Regions from separate parts of the Homo sapiens genome. Here region 2 is linked to region 1. Evidence: chromatin contacts called from ENCODE Hi-C or POLR2A ChIA-PET data. All regions are on one chromosome and are shown on one strand. The core of a region is the stretch at or near the end of the contact, and the rest is flanking DNA. Distances in the headings are between cores, read along the strand shown. Region 1 has its middle 70 kb from the start of MIR4312. Region 2 overlaps CORO2B (coronin 2B).

Region 1 (6,881 bases), core at 3,212-5,711:
CAGCTGATAAAATAATAACTTTTCTTTGCTACTGCAATGACAAGGTTGCCAAACTGTGCCTATTCTTTGGGAGCTCCAACATTAACTGGGCCTTCTGGCCAATGGGAAAGGTAACCAGTTGGCAGTCCTTGTGACTTAGGATGCACCCAAGATCTCATTGAATTTAATGCTTGCAAGTTTGGGAGGAAGGCTGCGAAGTTCTGATTAACCCATTTTATGATGGAAAAAAGTGGGGTTTAGAATTAGTTTAGCAACAACTGGATGAATGAGCTTCTGAGCAAGAACTTGAACCCAAATCTCAGCTCATTCCATTTTCTCTTTCTTGGTAGTCTTTATGAAAATGGAAAATGTCCCTTGTTTGTTAGTCAAGTCAGCTGTTTTGACAATGAACTTGGTGCCCTGGTGCAGAAGGTCAAAAGTGACATGAGCTATGTGGCAGATAGGTTGTACTAAGTGCTGGGGGAAAAGATAAGCTGTCAGTAGATGCTCTTCTGTGTTGAGACAGAACTATTATCTCTGCAAGATAATCATCTTGAGGCTGTTAGGCAGGGCTCTTGCTAAGGAGGAATCCAGCAGGACTGCTTTGGGAGCCACTTCTTAGGGCCCCTCTGCCATGCCTTTCCCTCATGCTTTTCCCTCTCCCCTCCCCTACACCCTTTCCTCCTTTAAGGCCCAGTTCCCATGGCCGACTGTCCTCTGGGAAGCCATCCCTGGCAGCCACACATGGGTTAAATCCTCTCTCCTGGAAATCCTGTAGGCAATTACTCTCTGCTTTGCACCATTATCAAGTTCTAGACCAGTGGCTTTCAAAGTTTGTTGATTGCAACCCATAGTGAGAAACATATTTTATTTTGAATCTCTGTATATATAACACACCACTTTCCTTCCCTTTCTCTTACACACACACACACACACACACACACAAAGAGAGAGAGAAATATTGTGTGTGCACTATTAAAAAATGTTTCAAATTTCACCCGGTCATTCTGATGCTTTAAAACCTTCTGAGGTTTTCCATTGCATAAAAAGTACATTCCAAGTAAATAGCCTGAGTATAAGGCCCTTTGCTGACTGTCCTCTCGCCAGCCTTCTTGTTGGCTTCGGAAACTCAAAGCCCTTTGGGATTCTCCCCACATGCCAGCTGCCTCCTTTCTCTCACTTTGCACATGCTCTTCCTCTGACTGCAGTGCCGTTCTCCCTCTTCTCGGTTAGAAAACTGCTTTCACTTTAGGAACTCAGATGACCTGCCACCACGAGTTCTGTCCTCTGTCTTCTGCATCTTGATTGCTCTGATCTAGTACTCAACACTGAATTGTAATTACTGATTTGCATGTCTGCATCTTTCCCTAAACCAAGCCCCCAAGTCCAGTGATTTGTATATCTCAGTTGGTTTTATATCACTGGCACCTACTGTAGTGTCATTGTCCAGCAGATGTTCATTGAAAATTAGCAAAAGGACACTGTTCTCCAGTTCCATATTATCATTAATTAAAATCCTTCCATTCCATATGGCCTTAATACCTCTGGCCATTTATATATACATGGTGGTGCAGGGAGTGGGAGAGGGTAGATTTTGGAAGTAGTCACAGTTGATCCTATAGTTCCTGGTGTACCTCCTCCCACTCAGCCAGTAGTTTTCATTGCTAGAGGGAGGATCAGGATTCTGATAGCTGGAATACACAAATAAATAATAGTCAGTGCCCAGCTTTTGAGTTTTTAAACAGATTTGCAAAAATTCATGGCTGAGACAGTAAAGTCTTAAAAGCCAAGGGTTTTATTTTTATCTAATTTTTTTTGAGACAGGTTCTTGGTCCTGCTGTGTCGCTTAGTCTGGAATGCAGTGGCACAATCACGGTCCACTGCAGTCTCCACCTCCTGGGCTCAAGGGATCCTCCAGCCTCAGCCTTCTGAGTAGTTGGGACAACAGGCATGCACCAGCACACTTGGCTAATTTTTTATGTTTTTGTAGATATGGGAGTCTTGCTATGTTGCCCAGCCTAGTTTCGATCTCCTGGGCTTAAGCAATCCTCCTGCCTCGGATTCCCAGTGTTGGGATTACAGTTGTGAGCCACCGTGCCTGGCCAGGGCTTTTGATTTGAAGAGAAGAAAGGGCTCAATGCCAGAGAAAGCAGGTCATAAGGTTTATGCCACAAGCGGTAGATTGGGAAGAAAACGGGTGAAGAGACAGTGTACCTCGCCCTATGCAAGTTTAGGGATTGGGGCCACCTTGAGTGGAGTGGGAGGAGATCAGTGGGTGGGACCAGACCAGGAGGGATCAGGTAGGTAGGGCAGAGTCAGCAACAAGAGGATCAGGGAAAGGCTGAGCATCTGCTGCCACAGTGGACTGTGCTGGGATCCCTGTGAGGCATGCCTCGCATTGTGGGGCTGTGTGGTGGTGGCTGGGCCTTCTGGTCAGGACTCCACCTGTCAAGTGTACAATGGAAGTGACACCTGGCCAGCCCTGTCTGCTCACCCCATCCAACTGCCCTCCAAAGGGGCAGAGGTGATGTGGGAGGAAAAGCCCTAGCACCCATACCTGGTGAACTGAACAGAATAAGCTTGAGATTTCATCCCAAGGGACACAGTCGTGGCAAATCCTAAACCTTTACATACATTTAAAATGTCTTTAAAATTAAAGAATACCTTCTTCTCTTATCCTGTTACCCTGAAGATAATCACTGCTAATTATCTCAGTCCTTCCAGACATTTCTCTCTGCATTGAATATGAATTTTAATTATAAACCAGACTGGAACCTCTCTGAGACCAAGAACTACATCTTATTCTAGCACCTAGGACAATACCCGATGCAGAAAAGGCATTTGATAAATATTTGATAAAATAATTTTGAATGAAAACTGTCTCAAAATTCCAGTAGGCAAAGAAAAATAAGCTGTTTTCATTATTTCATTATTATAAATGACTTTCAGAGAGCTATGTGAATTTCAGGCCGGTGGGGGATAAGTTAGAATGGGAGACGGCTGGTGGGTGGGGGATTTAGAATCACTTGAATCACACTGCTAAGAAGTTCTAGGGCCTGCCAGGTCTTTCAGTGATTAAAAAAGCCCAACAAGCTTTCTCTTTTCTTTCTTCCTCTCTCCTTCCTTTCTTCCAATAGAGATGAGGTCTCACTATGTTGACCGGGCTGGTCTGGAACTCCTGGCCTCAAGCAATCCTCCCACCTTGGCTTCCCAAAGTGCTGGGATTACTGGGATCATAGGCATGAGCCACCTCGCCCCGGCATCCAACATGCTTTCTAAGACCAGCCCTTCCTCTCTCAGGTAGCCAAAGGAACATTCGTTAAGAAAGGTGTGGCCAGCACTGCTGTTGTTGGTTTACAAGGGGATTAGAGAACACGATCCCTATCTTTGGGGAGTGCCCCATTAGACAGCAGGGGGTGGGTCATCCCTGTCCCAGCTCTGGTTCCATTTCTGAGTTCTCCTAACCTGCCTCTTCCTCCCTCTTCCCTGTTGCCTCCCTATCCCCTCCTCCCACCCACCCCTGGGATCAAGGTCAGTTCCTTATCTCAGCAAGCTCTCTTAATTCTGCCATAACTACTGCCCCAGGCTGGGCCACTCCTATCTCCTACCTGGACAACCCACCAGCCCCCACCGTTTCCCGGCTTGTGTTGCCCTCCAATCCCTTCCCTTGAAGTAGCCAGAGGGAGGTGTCCACTCCTGATTCAAGCCCTTCCTTAGCTCCTCATGGCCTGGGGTGGAGTCCAGCCTTCCAGGGCAAAAATTCAGGGCTTCCCGGGTCTGGCCTTGGCCTCTTCCTCTGTGTCCTGGGCTGCTCCCGTGCTTGGGAAGCAGAGACCCTGGACGACTGGTCCTGTTTGTCTCATCAGGAGCTTCCTGGAGGCTGCGTGGGCTGCAGCAGCGAGCCCCAGGCTGGGCTGGGCCGGACTTGGCCGAGTGCAGATGTCTGGCCTGGACACCTGGTCCCTCCACCCCTAGTTTTTTGCCCCCCTTCACTTTCCAGCTCTTCCTTCTACCACCCCCTCAGCCCAAGCCTCATTAAACGCAGACTCTCCAGGCAGAAAGGGCCCCATCCCTGTCACTATTCCTGTAGGGAAACTGCTCAAGATCACAGAGCAGGTCAGAGGCTGCCTGGGTGGGGTGAGAACAACCAGACCAAGCCTCTTTCCTGTGCTTCAAGGAAGACTAGGCAGGGTCTCCACAGCCCCGTAGGGAGGAAGGTGAGGTGCGTGCCCTCCTCTGGCTGTGCCTTGGAAACAGTTGGTCCCTGGGCTGCCCTCCTTCAAGCCTCCCTTCTCCACCTGGGGTGCTTTGATTCCTGGCTGTTGTGTGCGCCTGCTTTGCCATGAGGCCTCAGTGCCTATGGTTGGATCATTAATTCTGGAGTGAGTGGGAGGTGCAAAAGGGACCCAGTTTAGAAAAAATGGGCTTGATAGGAAGGCCAGAATCTGCCACCTGCTGGCTGGATTCAAGTTTCTACAAACTCCTGGTCTTTGAATCTTGCTGTCATCACTGTGACCTTGCTCAGTGTCCCTACCTCCCTCCTCTCATTCGAGGCCCACCGTCTTTCATTGTTCCCGTGTCCCCTTCGCTGGATCCATTCTCCCGATTCATACCAGCATCCCAATCCCAGGGGGATTTGCACATGGAGATGGTTCTGGCAAGGGCAATGCTTAACCCAAAGAAACTATGTGCTAATGGGGGGATTCTGGGCAGTGTGACAAGCCAGATGCAAGGGAGGGGCTCTGGGACAGGAGCTTGCTAGAACTACTCTCACCCGATCTCTAGACACTCACCTTTCTCTGAGTAAGGCTGACCCATTTGTGCTTGTTACTGAATTAAAATTCCAAGGAAAGACAGGCTGCAGGTTGTTCCCAAATAGGAAACACACATACACAGAGAATGAGGAGCCTCTGCCAACATTCCAGGCAGGCCTCTTCCCCTCCCTGCACCATAGCCCTACAGTCCCTGTGCAGGCTGACCAGGGGGAGGAGAAGGATCTGGTAATGTTTCCTGTGGCCGAGGTAAGTGCCTCTGCTCCAGGCAGCCCCCATCACGGCAGCCCTTCCAAGCAGGAAGGCTGGGGGGGCGGGGGCCGGGAGGTGGGGGTGTTTTCAACATGAAGTCATTTCCCACAGTGAAGAAGCAGCCACGTTCTGCACGGTCCACTGGCAGTCTGGGATGTTTGCCCAGCACCAGGAGAGAGTCTAAAAATGCCCAAGCCCATCTTGGGATCTCAGGAGGCTGGCTGGAAGACAACCCAGGAGTCGTCCAATCCCAGAACAAACTGCCCACTCCACACTGAACCCAGCCTAGGATAAAGCTCATCCCAGCCTCCAAGGGCTCCAGGTCCTGCTGGATGATATGATGCCTATACATAGACCACTGGCTGGAGCCCCTCAAGAGCAGGGCTTGTTCTTTCTCATGTCATGGTTCCCAGCACCTGGTCCTAAATAGATGCAGCTACTTGGTATGTGTTAAACTGAGTTGAAAATTCGATTAGGTGTCAGGGGTAGGATAAAGAGTTGTAGGCACGTGCAGGAGGATACTCTTGCTGATGGTAAAGGCATTAGGGACATCTCCGTAGAAGAGAAGGGTCTGAAGTTTAGCTTAAGGTATCCTTACTTGGAGAAAAGAAGGGAGCAGACACCTGGTAGGGAGCATGGCAGTGGGGACAGGTTCAAAGAGCCATGAATGGCACTCTCCTACATCATTATGATAATTAAAGCAATGTGTTGGGCTAGGCAGTGTAATTCGCAGTGTGTAATGGGCAGAGGGGCCAGCGTAACAGACTAGTCATGGAATATATAACATATGAAGAAATTAAGGATACACAGCCAGCCAATGGGGAATTGATGAGTTATTCAACAAATGCAGTTGGGAAAATGGGCTAGTGGGGAGACAGAAAGCAAGTTCGAGCCCGACCTTAGACAGTGTACCATAATAAGTAATGATAAACAGCCGCCCCGTTGGGCTCAGAATTGGAGATTAGGTGGGACAGAAGTACATATGAGACAGATAACCTTATCCATTCACCTGTTCCCTGAGACTCAGCAAAAGTGATTTTCTGCACCCAAGTCCTGTAGGAAGTCATTCTTTGCTTCCTTTTTCCCAATAAATTTCTTCTTTTTTTTAATCACTCGTGCTAGACAATGGGTGGTCTTGGGGATTTGTCCCATCCTCTCAACTGCTAGTGTAACGAAACCTAGGATGACACACCAGGAAGGGACCCTAGAAATTGTCCCATCCCCTCATTTTATAGATGGAGAAAATGGGGCCCAGGGAGAAAAAAAGCCTTACTCAATGTTGCACAACTAGTCGAGGGTAGGGCCAGGCCTGGACCACGCCTTCCCGGTGTCCTGCCCGCTGTTCCTCTGCAGCCCTTTATCCTTTCCTCCTCACCCCTTTTCTAAGGCCCACACTGCTTTCTTCTGGCTCTTCTGAGTTTCCTGTGGTGTACACACTGCCGGGTGCCTGTTCACTTTGCAGCCTGACAACTCTTATTTAAGACAACCTTGGACTACTGAGAGACTGAGGATATCTAGCATCCCTGGTCTCAGAATGGGCCCCGGCCACGCTCCCAGAACAGACTCTGCCCAGCTCTGAGTCTGGCTGGGGACTGGGAACACAGACCTTCTCTGGCTCTGGCTCATAAGACCCAGTCCCTGTGTATTTCCCCCACTACACTGGCTGAGTGACCTTGAACATGTCACCACTCTGGGCCTGACTGCTTTTCTTGAAAACAGGAATAATCGGACCTACCAATTAGAGCTGCTATGAAGATCAAATGAGTCAAGTGTGTGGAATCCTGCCTGATAAACTTCAAGGCACCGTTCCAATGTAGAGCGTTGGTCTCACCCAGACCCCAACACGGGGCAGCATCTATTGAATAGCGGTAGAACAGT
Region 2 (6,881 bases), core at 1,575-4,074, 61 kb after region 1:
ACTCAGCGAACAAGTGGAGTGGGATCTTTTCACCCCGGTTCACTATTCCTGTGGGCCCCATCATGCTCTCAAGGGCTTCCAAAAAAGCTGGGCACAGTCAGAACTTTGGGAGCTTATGGATAGCCCCTGACTGCCCCTTAGAACACACCTTTCCCTGTTAAGCACTTTAACCCTGGGATGGTCTCCTGTAATCTCACCTCCTAGTATACATGCCTTGTGTAGTCCCCTCCCATATTGCACCAGGGTTGGTCTGTGTTACTAATAGAATGTGGCCAGGGTTACACAAGATTCCAGTTTCTGCCTGGGCTCTCTTGCTCTCACCTGGATCACCACTCAGAGGAGGCCAGCTGCCATGAGTGAGAACACTTAGCCTATGGAGAGACCAGGTGTGAGGGACTGAGGTCTCTGGCCAACAGCCTGCAAGGAAGTGAGGCCTCCTGCCAATAGCTGCAAGAATGAGCTTGGAAGTGTATATTCCCCAGTCGAGCCTTCAGATGACTGCAGCCCTGGCCGACAGCTTTAACGCAACCAAATGAGACCCTGAACCAGAACTACCCAGCCACATTTTGGGGTAATTTGTTATGCAACAACAGAACATTAACACAGCTATATTTTCTATTTGTTGTGAGGGAGGCAGAACAGGCATTATCATCTCAGATTTTGATATGGGAAACTGAGGCAGGTAAGCCATGTGGGTGAGGCTTTGGCTCATATGTGGGTCTACAGCCAACAGGGATGTTGAGCCAATTTTCCTGGGTCTCAAACTGTGGGCACAGTCCCTGACATTCCAGAAGATTCCTCTTCACTTTTTAAGAAAGTAGGAAAAAAAAACAACAACAGAAAAATTGGGAAATACAGAGGAAGAATAATTCCTATTATGTCGTGGTGAGTATCAGCTCCATTTTATGCCCAGCTGGAGAGAGTGGTTGTGGTTCCTTTTCCTGTGCCATTGAACATTCTTGAACAGCATGATTTTCACGGCTGCGTTGTATTCCTCAGTGTGGCTGTACTACAATACCTTATGCAATTCCCTACTTTTGGATCCATAAGTGCTTTATAATTTCCAATACTCTAAAAAGGCTGAGGCAAACATAGTAGCTGAATTCTTCCACACATGAATTTTTAAAAAGATAAATTATTGTAAGTGAAAATGCTAGGTAATAGATCTGCACTTTAAAAAAATGCTTTTGTTATGAATTTTAAGATGCCTTTCACAATGGTTGTACTAATTTACACTCCTGTCAGCAACTCAAGAGAATGGCCATTTCCCTATAACCCTGACAGCACCCAATATTATAATATTTTTATCTGCTTATTTTCAGATGAAAAATATCTCATTGTTTTCCTTTGCAAGTCTTTGATGCTTTGTAAGGTTGCTTATATCTTCATTTGCTTAGCAGATATTTGCATTTATTTGCTTGTGAATCTTCTGATTCTATGAGGTCCTCAATTATTTCCTAATGGTGTATTGGTGTTTATCTTTTTCTTAATAATTTATAAGAGCTCTTTGTATATCAGAGATATTAATTCTGTGTATTAGTTCCTTATCACATTCATTGCCCCTTTTCACTTCTGATCCATCTACGGAAACTAATGATTCTAAATATTTTTGCTGGCTGGGCGCGATGGCTCATGCCTGTAATCCCAGCACTTTGAGAGGCTGAGGCAGGAGGATCACTTGAGCCCAGGATTTCAAGAGATCAGCCTAGACAACACAGTGAAACCCTGTCTCTACCAAAAAAAATTAAAAAATTAACCAGGCTTAGTGGTGCACACCTGAAGTCCCAGCTACTTGGGAGGCTGAGGTGGTAGGATAGCTTAAACCCAGCGGGTGGAGGTTGCAGTGAGCTAATATCACGCCACTGCACTCCAGCCTGGGCAACAAAGCCAGATCCTGTCTCAAAACAAAACAAACCACTAAGTACTTCTGCTTTGCCATCTTGATTCTGATCCAGACCTCTACTAGTTGGTTATCTATACATAATTTTTCAAAAATTTTTAAATTTTTCTTTATTTTTCCCCCCCTTTTTTTTTTCTGAGACAGAGTCTTGCTCTGTCACCCAGGCTAGAGTGCAGTGGCATGATCTTGGCTCACTGCAACCTCTGTCTCCTAGGTTCAAGCAATTCTCTTGCCTCAGCCTCCTGAGTAGCTGGGATTACAGGCATGCGCCATCATGCCTGGCTAATTTTTGTATTTTTAGTAGAGATAGGGTTTCACCATGTTGGCCAGGCTGGTCTCGAAGTCCTGACCTCAAGTGATCCACCCACCTTGGCCTCCTGAAGTGCTGGGATTATAGGCATGAGCCACCACACCCAGCCTTATTTATTTTTTCTTATTTGGTTTATTTCTCCAAGAAAAATATATTTATTTTATTAACAGGAAACTGTCAGGGGTTTCTTTGTTGAGCCCAAAACCCACCATTGGATTGATATTTTTAGAAAGTTGAATTTTTTTTTCCTGAAACTCACAGCTAACTCAGAGCCAGCATTGCCCATTGAGCTCAACGAAAGTGAGGCCAAAAGTCAAGGTCAGTCCCGGGAATAGATTGCTCTTCTTGGCTGTCCTAGCCCTGGCCCACTCATGCATTCACGCAAAGCATACTGCAATTTCAGTCAGAGAACACATCCCACCCACCAGGCTGGAAAACTGACCACACTCTTCACAGCCACTTCCCACCTTGGCCCTGGCCAGCAAGATTCCCTGTTCCCTTTAGGGAATCTGCCCAACTGCAGAGGTGCCAAGATGCCCGTGTGGATTTCACACACCCAGTTGTGTCCTGAGAGATAAAGGCTCCAAGTCGCCTTCACCTCAGCACAGTGAACAGGCCATGGTCTGGGCGTGAACAGGGCTCCCTGCTTCTCAAGGCCGAGTCCTGTCTCCGGCTTGCTTGCTTGCTTGCTTGCTTCCTTTCTTTCTTTTCTTTTCTTTCTTTCTTTTCTTTTTCTTTCTTCTTTCCTTTCTTTCTCTTTCCTTCCTTCCCTCCTTCCTTCCTTCCTTCCTTCTTTCTCTCTCTCTCTCTCTCTTTCTCTCTTTCTTTCTGATGGAGGAGTGCAGTGGTGTGGTCTTGGCTCACCGCAACCTCTGCCTCCCAGGTTCAAGCAATTCTGCTGCTTCAGCCTCCCGAGTAGTTGGGATTACAGGCACATGCCACCACGCCCAGCTAATTTTGTATTTTTAGTAGAGATGGGGTTTCTGCACGTTGGTCAGGCTAGTCTCGAACTCCTGACCTCAGGTGATCTACCCACCTCGGCCTCCCAAAGTGCTGGGATTACAGGCGTGAGCCACCATGCTCGGCCTGTCTTTGGCTTTCTATGGGGTGTGTTGTTACCATATTTCTTTGTTTAGCTCAAGTGAGAGCTAACCTTGAGCTTGAAACCCTCCAATGGCTTCCCACATCACCTAGAAGAAAATCCAAACTGGCGTGGTCTCCAAGGTTCTGGGTAGCCCAGCCCCTGACTACCATTGGCTTCCCACCCTGGGGCTCCCCGCCCTGGGCCTCAGCACATGCTATTCTCTCTTTCTAGGGCACTACTCTTCCGCATGCTCTTTACTTGACCGGCTCCATCCCATTCAAGTTTGCAGAGAGGTCCTTCGGACTGTCTTACCTAACATATCCATCACAAGTCTCTACGGCATCACTGTGTTGGATTTCTTCACAGCACCCATCACTGTCTGATGTAATCTTAACGACTGTTTGCGCCCTTGTTCATTGTTTGTCTCCTGACTGGCTCACACAACTCCTGAGAACAGGGACCTTGTCTGTGTTGTCTGCATGATCCAGAAGGTTCTTGGATCCCCTGTAGCGCCCCCCTCCCCAGCCCTGGGCCATGCCTGCAGGTTGCAAGTGTGAACACGTTGTGGGGCAGATGACCTAGGCCCTCTCGCTGACCGAGGCTCACTGTGTGTCAGGCATGGTGCTAAACTCTTAGCCAGCATCACTCTATTTTATTCCAGTTCCAGCACTTCCCAGCTGTGCGACTTTGTATAAGCTATACCTGTTTCCTCATCTGCAAGGTTGCTGAGTATTCAGTGGCACCAGGCGTCTCAAGAGCTTAGAACAGTCCCTGGCCCGTTGTACGTGTTCAACAGGTGTGGGTGATTACTGTCATCATGACAACCCTGCCAGGTGGGATTTATTATCTCTCGTTTACAAATAAGAAATCCAAGGCTTTCGGGAGTAATAACTCATCTAGCAAATGGCTGGGTCAGGACTACAGGTCCCGAAGCCCATGGTCTTCACTGCCCCATATTCTATTTCCAGAGATGGAAGTAACTGGTCTGAAGTCTCTTTCCTTTCCAGCAACTCCCTCCACTAAAACATAGAACTAGCTCTTTCAGCATTCCTCCACATCCCCCCGCCCATCTTCAGTGCACTCTCCCATCTCACAGATGGGGAAACTGAGGCTGAGAAGGGGGAGGTAGTGAATAGAGAGGCCCAGTGCAAACCTGGCTTATCCACAGGGCCTCACCCGTCCCACTCCTCACGCAGGGTTTTAAATCCAAAGCTTTGCCATCAGGCAGATGTGGGGCTTTGGCCAAGACTCATCTGCACCCTGGGCCTCAAAAGATTTCTCTGTCCGAAAAGATCCCTGTCCAGTATTTGGGCTGAACTCTGGCTGTTGGGAATGGAAAAACGAATGGGTGTGTTTCCCAGCCTCAAGGAGCCCATCGCCTAGAAGCAGGAACAGGTGTGAAAACAGACCACGATACCCCTGCCTCAAACATGGCAAGGACATGGCAGGAAGCGGAGAGTCTGTTGGCAAAGCAGAGGAAGAAGCAGGATGGCTCCAGGTGGCTTCCTGGAGGCGGTGCCCTGAGCTGTGCAGAGAGGAGCATGAAGAAGGGCAGGCAGGTAGAAGAGACCGGGGCTGGCTCAAGGTCTGGTGAGGGCAGGTGAGTCAGGAAGGGGCAGAGTGGGCCAAGCCATGGAGCCAGGGTGGGGCAGGACTTCATCCAGAAAGGGAGGCCTTAGGGGTTTTTAGAGTAGGGGTGGGGGAGCATGAGAGTGAAGGGAGATCAGGAGCGGGGAGCCTGGGGAGAGGGAAGCCTAGGGCCTGTTTGTCGAGGGTCTTCTTTGCTCCTCACCTGTGCTGCAGCTGAGCCACAGATCCTCTCACTGCCCAGGAAGGAGCCCAGAGCCAAATCTCACCCAAGGGCATGCGGCAGGTTTCTGGCAATGCCTAGATTTGGCTGGTCTACGGCCATACCACCCTGAACACGCTGATCTCGCTGAACCCAAATCTGCCTGACTACAAAACCGTGTATTTTTATCATTTTTGGGGACTCAGTGCAGTGATTGCAATAGTGTAGATAAGAAAGGACAACATCAAGGCCCTGTCCAGCACATGGGCTTAGAGAGGCACAAAACTCCCTTGGCCCCTTCCCTGCCCATCCCCCAACACAACACCCCAACCCCCAGTGCCCACAGCCGCCCTGCTTTCTCCACCCTCGCTCTCCAGGAAGAGCTCATTCAGGGGAGGAGGGAAGCACCTGCTCAGGCCACTTCTCTTTCTTTGTCTGGGGCTCTGCCAGGAGGAGCCAGCAGGGAAGGAGTAGTAGACAGAAAGAAAGAGAAAGGAAATTCCCGCCAGCTGTCAGGAAAGAATGGTGTCCTGGAAGGCCACTCACCCACTCCCTGGGTCCTGTGGAGTTCAGAACACTGGGGACTGGGGGAGGCCTTCATCCTTTGCCTCCTCTCATCTGAGAATCACCCTACCCACCTTATGTCCTAAATCTGGGCTCTTCCCTACTTCTGACACCTCGTGACACCTTGGAAAGGGAACTAGCTGCCTGGGGCCTCACTTTCAGTATTTGCATATCTGAGCATCATCTGTTGACTTGCCATGTGCCAGGTTTTATGTCCGCTACCCAGAATGTTCCCAAAGAATTATCTGTTCGAGCCTCTTCTCTACCTCAAACAAATAGGACACTCAGCTTTGAGAAGTACAGCAAGCTGTTAATACCATTAATCTAGGTGGTGTTCACTGCTAAATGATTTAAACTTTGCAGTATGTTTGAAAGTTTAATAATAAAATGCTGGGGGGAAAATATTTCTCAACCCAAAATATGTAAAAGGTAAATACCTGATGCATTGCCATCAAAGTTAGGAACAAGAGGTTGCTATGATTTAACATTTTCCTGTAGGACCTGCCAATGCAATTAAAAAAAGAAAGATATACCAGAGGTATAAAAGCTATAAATGAAGAGGAGAATTATCACTACTTGCAAATGATAAAATAGTATCCCTAGAAACCTCAAGAGAAACCACTGAAAATTAGTATAAGCTATTTGTGAATTTAGTAACATGGCAAAATATTAACATACAGAAACTTATGGCTTTCTAGTATACAATCATCAATTAGCAAATATAATTTTAAAAGGATATATAATACAATAAAAAAGGTAAATACGTGTAACAAGAAATGAATAAGAGCTATGTGAAGAAGCTTTTAATACACCACAAAAGGACACAAAGGACTACAAAAAGTAAACTATGATCATGGATATTTAGACTCAACATCATAAGGTTGACATTCTCTTTAATTTATCAATTTAACATAATCCCAATAAAATATCAATATTTTCTATCTATATAAGCAGATCCTAAAATTATATATTAAAATATATAAGCTAGAAGAGCCAACTACGTTTGAGAAAAGACCACAATGAGTGGTGACTATCCCTGTTGATATTAAAACATATTATGAAGTCTTAGTAACACAGCATTGTGGTACTGGTACATGAATAACAAGACTATTAAGTAGAAAATAATGGACAGTCTGTAAAATAAACCCAAATACATTCAGAAATGTAGAATGCAGCAAAGCCTGAATCTCAAATCAGTAGGGGAAAGAAAGGATTACTCATTACCTGGAATTAT

The links. Hi-C counts contacts between places; a loop is a spot of excess contacts on that map. ChIA-PET counts read pairs that join two places held with the same protein, here RNA polymerase II (POLR2A). Pooled maps may share reads with other maps.
Region 2: a loop to region 1 is called in a map of GM23248, with 2.9 times the contacts of the local background. The contact joins two enhancer-like sites. A Hi-C loop is called at or near these places in 2 of 168 maps with a recorded cell type or tissue (GM23248 and ovary) and 3 of 50 pooled maps. POLR2A ChIA-PET finds 5 or more read pairs at or near these places in 3 of 52 experiments (H1, OCI-LY7 and T-cell).

What each region holds. Positions count from the first base shown.
Region 1 is chr15:68,728,156-68,735,036 of GRCh38, reverse strand. No RefSeq gene overlaps it. Among named protein-coding and RNA genes, the nearest start is that of MIR4312, 70 kb to the left of the region's middle. Within about 2 kb of position 4,461, at least 11 of the 41 ENCODE cell types and tissues checked have a DNase peak (open chromatin) inside an H3K27ac peak, as active enhancers do.
Region 2 is chr15:68,665,213-68,672,093 of GRCh38, reverse strand. The region is part of intron 2 of CORO2B (coronin 2B); the gene reads right to left. LOC124903514 (a long non-coding RNA gene) reads right to left here. Exons shown (of 2, transcript XR_007064691.1): 2 at 6,436-6,881. Among named protein-coding and RNA genes, the nearest start is that of CORO2B, 90 kb to the right of the region's middle. RefSeq lists an enhancer at 2,257-2,756 and a silencer at 5,370-5,664. Within about 2 kb of position 2,824, at least 2 of the 41 ENCODE cell types and tissues checked have a DNase peak (open chromatin) inside an H3K27ac peak, as active enhancers do.